Regions from separate parts of the Homo sapiens genome. Here region 2 is linked to region 1. A link is a contact called in ENCODE Hi-C or POLR2A ChIA-PET data. All regions are on one chromosome and are shown on one strand. The core of a region is the stretch at or near the end of the contact, and the rest is flanking DNA. Distances in the headings are between cores, read along the strand shown. Region 1 overlaps MOXD1 (monooxygenase DBH like 1). Region 2 overlaps STX7 (syntaxin 7).

Region 1 (3,365 bases), core at 610-3,109:
ACAATTTTGAGAGCTCCAATGTTACGTGCATGTATGTTTAGGATTGTGATATTTTCCTGCTGGACAAGGCCTTTTAACATTATTTAATATCCCTCTTTTTCTCTTTTAACTGCTGTTGCTTGTTGCTTTAAAGTCTGTTTTGTCTGATGTAAGAATAGCTACCCCTGCTTGCTTTTGACGTCCATTTGCATGAAATGCCTTTCTCCACCCCTTTACTTTAAGTTTATGTGAGTCCTTACGTGTTAGGTGAGTCTCCTGAAGGCAGCAGATAGTTGATTGGTAAGTTCTTATCCATTCTGCAGTTCTATATCTTTTAAGTGGAGCACTTAGGCGATTTACATTCAATGTAGTATTGAGATGTAAGGTATCATTGCATTCATTGTGCTATTTGTTGCCTGTGTACCTTGGATTTTTTGTTTTTTGTTTTTGCTTTTTAAATTGTATTTTTGTTTTATAGGTCCTATGTGATTTATGCTTTCAAGAGGTTCTGTTTTGATGTGTTTCTGGATTTGTTTCAAGATTTAGAGCTCCTTATAGCAGCTCTTGTGGTGCTTCCTTAATAGTGGCGAATTCTCTCAGCATTTGTTTGTCTAAAAAAGACTATATCTTTCCTTCATATATGATGCTCAGTTTCACTGGATACAAAATTCTTGGCTGATAATTGTTTTGTTTGAGGATTCTGAAGATAAAGCCTCAATTCCTTCTCGCTTGTAGGGTTTCTGCTGAGAAATCTGCTGTTAATCTCATAGGTTTTCCTTTATAAGTTAACTGGTGCTTTTGTCTCGTAGGTCTTACACTTCTTTCCTTCATCTTAACTTCATCATAACCTGATGATGATGTGCCTAGGTGATTATCTTTCTGTGATGAATTTCCCAGATCTTCTTTGTGCTTCTTGTATTTGGATGTCGAGGTCTCTAGCTAGGCCAAGGAAATTTTCCTTGATTATCTCCCCAAATATGTTTCCAAACTTTTAGATTCCTTTTCTTCCTCAGGAATACCTCTTCCTTATTCTTAGGTTTGGTCATTTACCATAATTCCAGACTTCTTGGAGGCCTTGTTTATATTTTCTTATTTTTTCTTTGTCTTTGTTGGATTGGGTTAATTTGAAGACCTTGTCTTTGAGCTCCGAATTTCTTTCTTCTACTTGTTCAATTCTATTGCTGAGACTTTCCAGAACATTTTGCATTTCTATAAGAGTGTCCAAGGTTTCCTGAAGTTTTGATTGTTTGTTCTTTAACAATCTATTTCCTTAAATATTTCTTCCTTCACTTCTTGTATTGTTTTTTGGATTTTCTTGCCTTTCGCTGGTGTCTCCCTGATTAGCTTAATAAGTAACCTCCTGAATTCTTCTTCAGGTTAATCAGGGATTTCTTCTTGGTTTGGATCGATTGCTGGTGAGCTAGTGTGATTTTTTGGGGGTGTTAAAGAGCCTTGTTTTGTCATATCACCAGAGTTGGTTTTCTGGTTCCTTCTCATTTGGGTAGGCTCTGTCAGAGGAAAAGTCTACGGGTGAAGGCTACTGTTCAGATTATTTTGTCCCAGGGGATGTTCCCTTAATATAGTACTCTCCCCTTTTTTCTATGGATGTGGCTTCCTGTGAGATAAGCTGCAGTGATTGTTATATCTCTTCTGGGTGTAGCCACCCAGCAAGTCTACCAGGCTCCAGGCTGGTACTGGGGTTTGTCTGCACAGAGCCCTGTGATGTGAACTGTCTATGGGCCTCTCAGCCATTGATACCAGCACCTGTTCCAGTGGAGGTGGCAGGGAGATGAAATGGGCTCTGTGAGGGTTCTTACCTTTGGTGATTTAAAGTTCTATTTTTGTGCTGGTTGGCGTCCTGCCAGGAGGTGGCACTTTCCAGAGAGCATCAGCTGTGGTGGTACGAAGAGGAAGTGGTGGTGGGCGGGGCCCTAGAACTCCCAAGAGTATATAGCGTTTGTCTTCAGCTACCAGGGTGGGTAGGGAAGGCCCATCAGGTGGGGGCAGGGCTAGGTGTGTCTGAGCTCAGACTCTCCTTGGAAGGGTCTTGCTGCAGCTGCTGTGGGGAATGGGGGTGAGGTTCCCAGGTCAATGGAGTCATCTACCTAGGAGGATCATGGCTGCTTCTGCTGAGTCATGCAGGTTGCCAGGGAAGTAGGGGAAAACCAACAGTCACAGGCCTCACTCAGCTCCCACACAATCTGAAGGGCTGGTCTCCCTCCCATCATGCCCCTCCCCCAACATCCTGTTTCCAGGCAGTAGATGAGCACGGCTTGAGAACTTGCCCCAGACTAGCCACTTCCCAGGTGCAGAAGAAAAAGGATTTGGTTCTTCCCTCACCCGTGGAGTCTGCACACCAGATTCGTGCCCTTCCCCAGGTTCTGGCCAGGAGGCTTCTTGCTGGATTCAAATTGTTACAAAGTTCAGCTGGGGACTTCCTTCTCCCTGTGGCATTTTACCCTGTGCCTCTGGTCACCCTCCCAAAAGATCCCTGTGGTACCAAGCAGGGATGGCATGCTTAGGGACCCAGTGAGCTCCCAGGTCCTTTCCCACTGCTTCCTCTATCCCTGTATTTTGCTCAGCTCTCTAAATTGACTCAACTCCAGGTAAGGTCAGAAAGTTCTCCCACAAACTAGACCTTCAGGGGTTGGAGTCTATCACCATTCTCCGGTATGTAGGCTGGGCCTGCTTCTTATGGCAGGAGCAATGGCGTGCTAATCCCAAACCAAGCCTCAAGTGGCCTTACAGTTTCTACTCTCTCTTTTGGAACTGTGCCATCACCATTTGAACAAGCCCAGTCTAGACTTCTAGAGAACAAGATACTATAAAGGAGAGCCCACTTGTTCAGCTGAGGCCTCCTAGACCTGCTTACAACCAGCTGACTCCCAACAAGAAGAGAGAGCCCAGGCACTATTAGAAAGCTGCATACCCAACCCAAGCTGGTTACATACCTGTTTGTAGCCCAGCTACAAACAGAAGAACCACCAAGCTGACTTGTAAACTATAACATGTGCTTCTTCATTTAAAGCTTATTTAAAGTTGTTGAACTTTGGGTTGGTTTGGTTCACAGAAATAGCTAACCAATAAAAATGAATAAAAAATTCTGGTATGTTCAGAAAATGAAATTCAAAGATGAAAATGAACACATTATTTTCTACAAACAACATGGCCAACTTGCACATCCCGTTCGGCAAAAAAAGCCAGACACAGAAGAGCACTAGCGTTTCTGTCTACCTACAAAAAATTCACAACAGGCAAAATTAGTAAAGAGTGATTTAAGTCAGCAAACTGGTGACCTCTGGGGACAGACAGTACCTGGGAGGGGACGCAAAGGACGCTTCTGAGTTGATACTCTATTCTTGATCTTGATTCTGGTTTCATGAGTC
Region 2 (3,365 bases), core at 397-2,896, 100 kb after region 1:
AGTGGGAATTAATGCCCTTTCAAGTTTATTTAAAGATTCAATTCAGTTCTAGAAAACTCCCTCGTCAACAAGTAGAGGTGTTGTGCGTGTAACGACTGGACAGGAAATCTGGTTTTGCCTTCCACCACTTACATTTTAAGCATAAATGCCATCACTACACAAAACCTACGGGAATCCCACTCTAAGCAATTAAGTGACCAACCTCTTAAAAACTTGCCAGAAGCTACAGTGTCTACAAAAACCTATTTAGTGTGTTATTTAGCTCTATTTCTGCATTTAAAATTAGGATTATTTGGAGAAAAATATTACATAATATTCATGTTAACCAAATGATTACAAAAACAAAGAATTAAAATTGGTGTATTGATATGGTATTTGAATAATGAGAAAATGGGCCAATAGGAAGATTTTCTTCTTTATTCCTATTTGATTTAAAAGAAAAAGATTTGCCAAGGGATGGGTAGGGTTAAATTAAAAACATTTTAAGAAACATTTCTTTATATGGAGCATACTTACTGTTTTTGCTTTGAGTGCATTCTGATGAAATATAGATTCCAAATTCCCCTTGGATCTCACCCTTCTGTCTAGTGCTTTGCCCTCTATTTGGGGCAGTAATTCTATACATATCCTGTAAATGTCTGTCCTGATGATCAGGATGCCCAAGCTCTGAATCCAACTGCTGCCACCAAGAGAACGGCTCCTTTTTGGAGCCATTACACACAGATCATCACTCAAATCAGTAGTTTCTCTTTAGAAAACTAGCAATTTTCTGGTAGTCTGTCAATTAAGAAAAGAAAATGAAATTCAGTTACTTAGTAAGGAAAACTGGATAAACAGGAGGCTGGTCCAAACGGAGATTTATATTTAGACATTCCCTTTCTTCCTTGCCTCATTCCTTTCACACAGCTATTTCCCTTCTTTTAACACACCAAGTTCTTTTTATATGCCAAATAACAAAACATAAACTCCCTGAGGGCAGGAAGCTTATTCTTTTGGTTCACTCTTAGAACACTATGCCCAGGCATGTAGTAGCCTGGCAAAAAGCCGGCCCCAAATAAGTGCCAAATTAAGTATTTATTAAGCAACTACTACGGGAGGGAAGGAAGAAGGGAAGGAAGGAAGGAAACTGTGTTAAGTCCTGGGGCCCCAGAAGCTTAGTATATGTATTTTTTATTTTGGTTGGAAAAAAATGACTTGCTTACCATCTAGAGCCAATGCTTCTAAATTTTTCCATCAAAGAATCTTTAATGAAAGTGAGGAAAATTCTGAGGCTTCCACTTCACGTGGTTTGAACTGTACATCTCAGTGTTTGTTTCACAATTATGCTAGACTGTCAACTCACTTCTCTTTCTAGAATGTCCTCTGCAGTGCAGGTAGACCAGAAACCACACTTCCCACAAACTCCTTCTGTCTCTGGTTCTAAGTTGAGAGTTGACCATGAGAAAAGGAGAGACCATCTTTCCTCAGAGGCCACTGCAGACAGAAGTGTAGGCGGGCAGAGGACATGAGTTTCACAGCAGTTTCAAAATCTCTTGCAAGGCACTGGCTTTGGAGCTATTAACAGCTGACAGCTGGGGACAGCTCCCTGAGACACACTGTCAGTGCTGCACGCCAACAGCACAGCCTTCTGGATGTTCTCAAGAGTCACAGCAGTGCCTGGGCCAGCTCCTGAGATCCACCCACTTTGGGGCCGCAGACACCTTCCTCACCCACCCTTTTGATGTCTAATTCCCTATGTTAAAACACTTTACACTTATAATCCATCAAGTGGTTTCTGTTTTTCTAACTGAATTGTTAAAATATGCAAAATTCACATTAAAGAAGTTTCCTACCTATCTTGTGACCTCAGTGAATGAGATGCTGCTTTATCCAATCTACTGACTTTGGAAAATCCAGCTGAAATGAGGAAAGATAATCGTGCATGTCTGGCAACCAGGTAATTTCTTTCCTATCTTTCATGTCACAGTATTTTGAGGACACAAATTCCTAAATACTCAGAAAAAAATGGTTTTATCTTAATTGATTTATAAATTATGTTAGGGTAGTTGTTAAACAGAATTTTGTCAAAGAAGCAGTACACTGTAACACTTTCAGGCTCCCATTGGTTTAAAATTTGATAAGTGTATTTCTTTGCTGACAAGTCAAACTGTTCAAATGTTATGGAGGACTAAAAAGGCCTGGGATTCACAGGCTCATTTTTTGTTTTAACTGAATCATGAAAATACACAACTTTTTTTTTTCCAGGAAAGACAGATGTTATTTACCACCAATGAATTTTTATCATATTTAAATGAACTTGAAAATGTCATTCAACTCAAATCCCTCAATCAACTTACTTCAGCCCATTCTGAAACTTCATATTGCAGCAAACCAGCCATGTGAAAGAAATAAATTCAATTTTGACTTTCAAAAAAAATAAATGCTGCATAAGTTACCCTTGTGGACCTTAGCTATTAAGGTGGACAATGACTTTATTTTCTTTACGTAAGTTTTATATTTTATTATGACATTCATTTTTTCTACATGAAGACACAAATAAAAATTATACCAACTACATAAACTATTTTGTACTTTCCTTGCTAAACCACAGATGTATTTCATGGAAAGAGGGGCCTTTAAAGGCACTTATTTATCATTGTAGGTGTGTCTAAACAATTGATATTCAAAAACACAACTTTTTGTGTACAAAATTTTACAATTTTTAACAAAAGCAGTGAAGACACTAAATAACCCAGTGGCGACCTCTTCAAAGTGCAGTGTCCTTGGTCACCAATGCAGATGCTACTGGGGCAGCCAGCGGGCTCAGAGGGTCCAACTCCAGACACTGCATCCATGGCTGTCCTAGACTGAGTTGCACTTGTAAAAGAGATGGTCCCACACCTACTAAAAAAACAAGCTACTCTAGTATCAATATGACATCACTCTTTTACCATCAATCATATTGCAAAACCATAGTATTTAACGACCAATAAACAGCCAAATACCTAATGCCACATTGTCGTTCAATTTACCTGGCTGGTTAATATCAGTCTGTGTTTGAGTATTTCTTTTGAGCACACAAAAACAAATGTATAGTCACTTGATGAGGAAATTCTTCACTTTGACTCAAATGGATTCACCATGCTGTCAGTTATGAAAACAACTCTAATTTTAATCTCCACAGGGCAACCTTCACTTTTCACAGCAGTTCTAAAACTGACCTACAGAAAAGTTCAAGATTTTTTAAAAAATTTGGCTACCATACTATGTTTCTTATTTAATTTTCTCTAATCAATACTACTCTTACGTTCCAAATATTTCATGGGAAATTTTTCCCTCAAACTTAATATGTTTCTTAAACAAATTGAAGCCACTAAAGTTCCTGT

Evidence for each region. Hi-C counts contacts between places; a loop is a spot of excess contacts on that map. ChIA-PET counts read pairs that join two places held with the same protein, here RNA polymerase II (POLR2A). Pooled maps may share reads with other maps.
Region 2: a loop to region 1 is called in a pooled map, with 2.3 times the contacts of the local background. The contact joins two enhancer-like sites. A Hi-C loop is called at or near these places in 1 of 168 maps with a recorded cell type or tissue (GM12878), 24 of 37 single-sample maps with no recorded cell type and 12 of 50 pooled maps. POLR2A ChIA-PET finds 5 or more read pairs at or near these places in 4 of 52 experiments (GM12878, MCF 10A, OCI-LY7 and 1 more).

The regions. Positions count from the first base shown.
Region 1 is chr6:132,352,797-132,356,161 of GRCh38, forward strand. The region is part of intron 4 of MOXD1 (monooxygenase DBH like 1); the gene reads right to left. Among named protein-coding and RNA genes, the nearest start is that of MOXD1, 47 kb to the right of the region's middle. RefSeq lists an enhancer at 1,575-2,774. Within about 2 kb of position 1,860, at least 3 of the 41 ENCODE cell types and tissues checked have a DNase peak (open chromatin) inside an H3K27ac peak, as active enhancers do.
Region 2 is chr6:132,455,445-132,458,809 of GRCh38, forward strand. STX7 (syntaxin 7) reads right to left here. Exons shown (of 10, transcript NM_003569.3): 10 at 1-3,365. Among named protein-coding and RNA genes, the nearest start is that of MOXD1, 56 kb to the left of the region's middle. Within about 2 kb of position 1,647, at least 2 of the 41 ENCODE cell types and tissues checked have a DNase peak (open chromatin) inside an H3K27ac peak, as active enhancers do.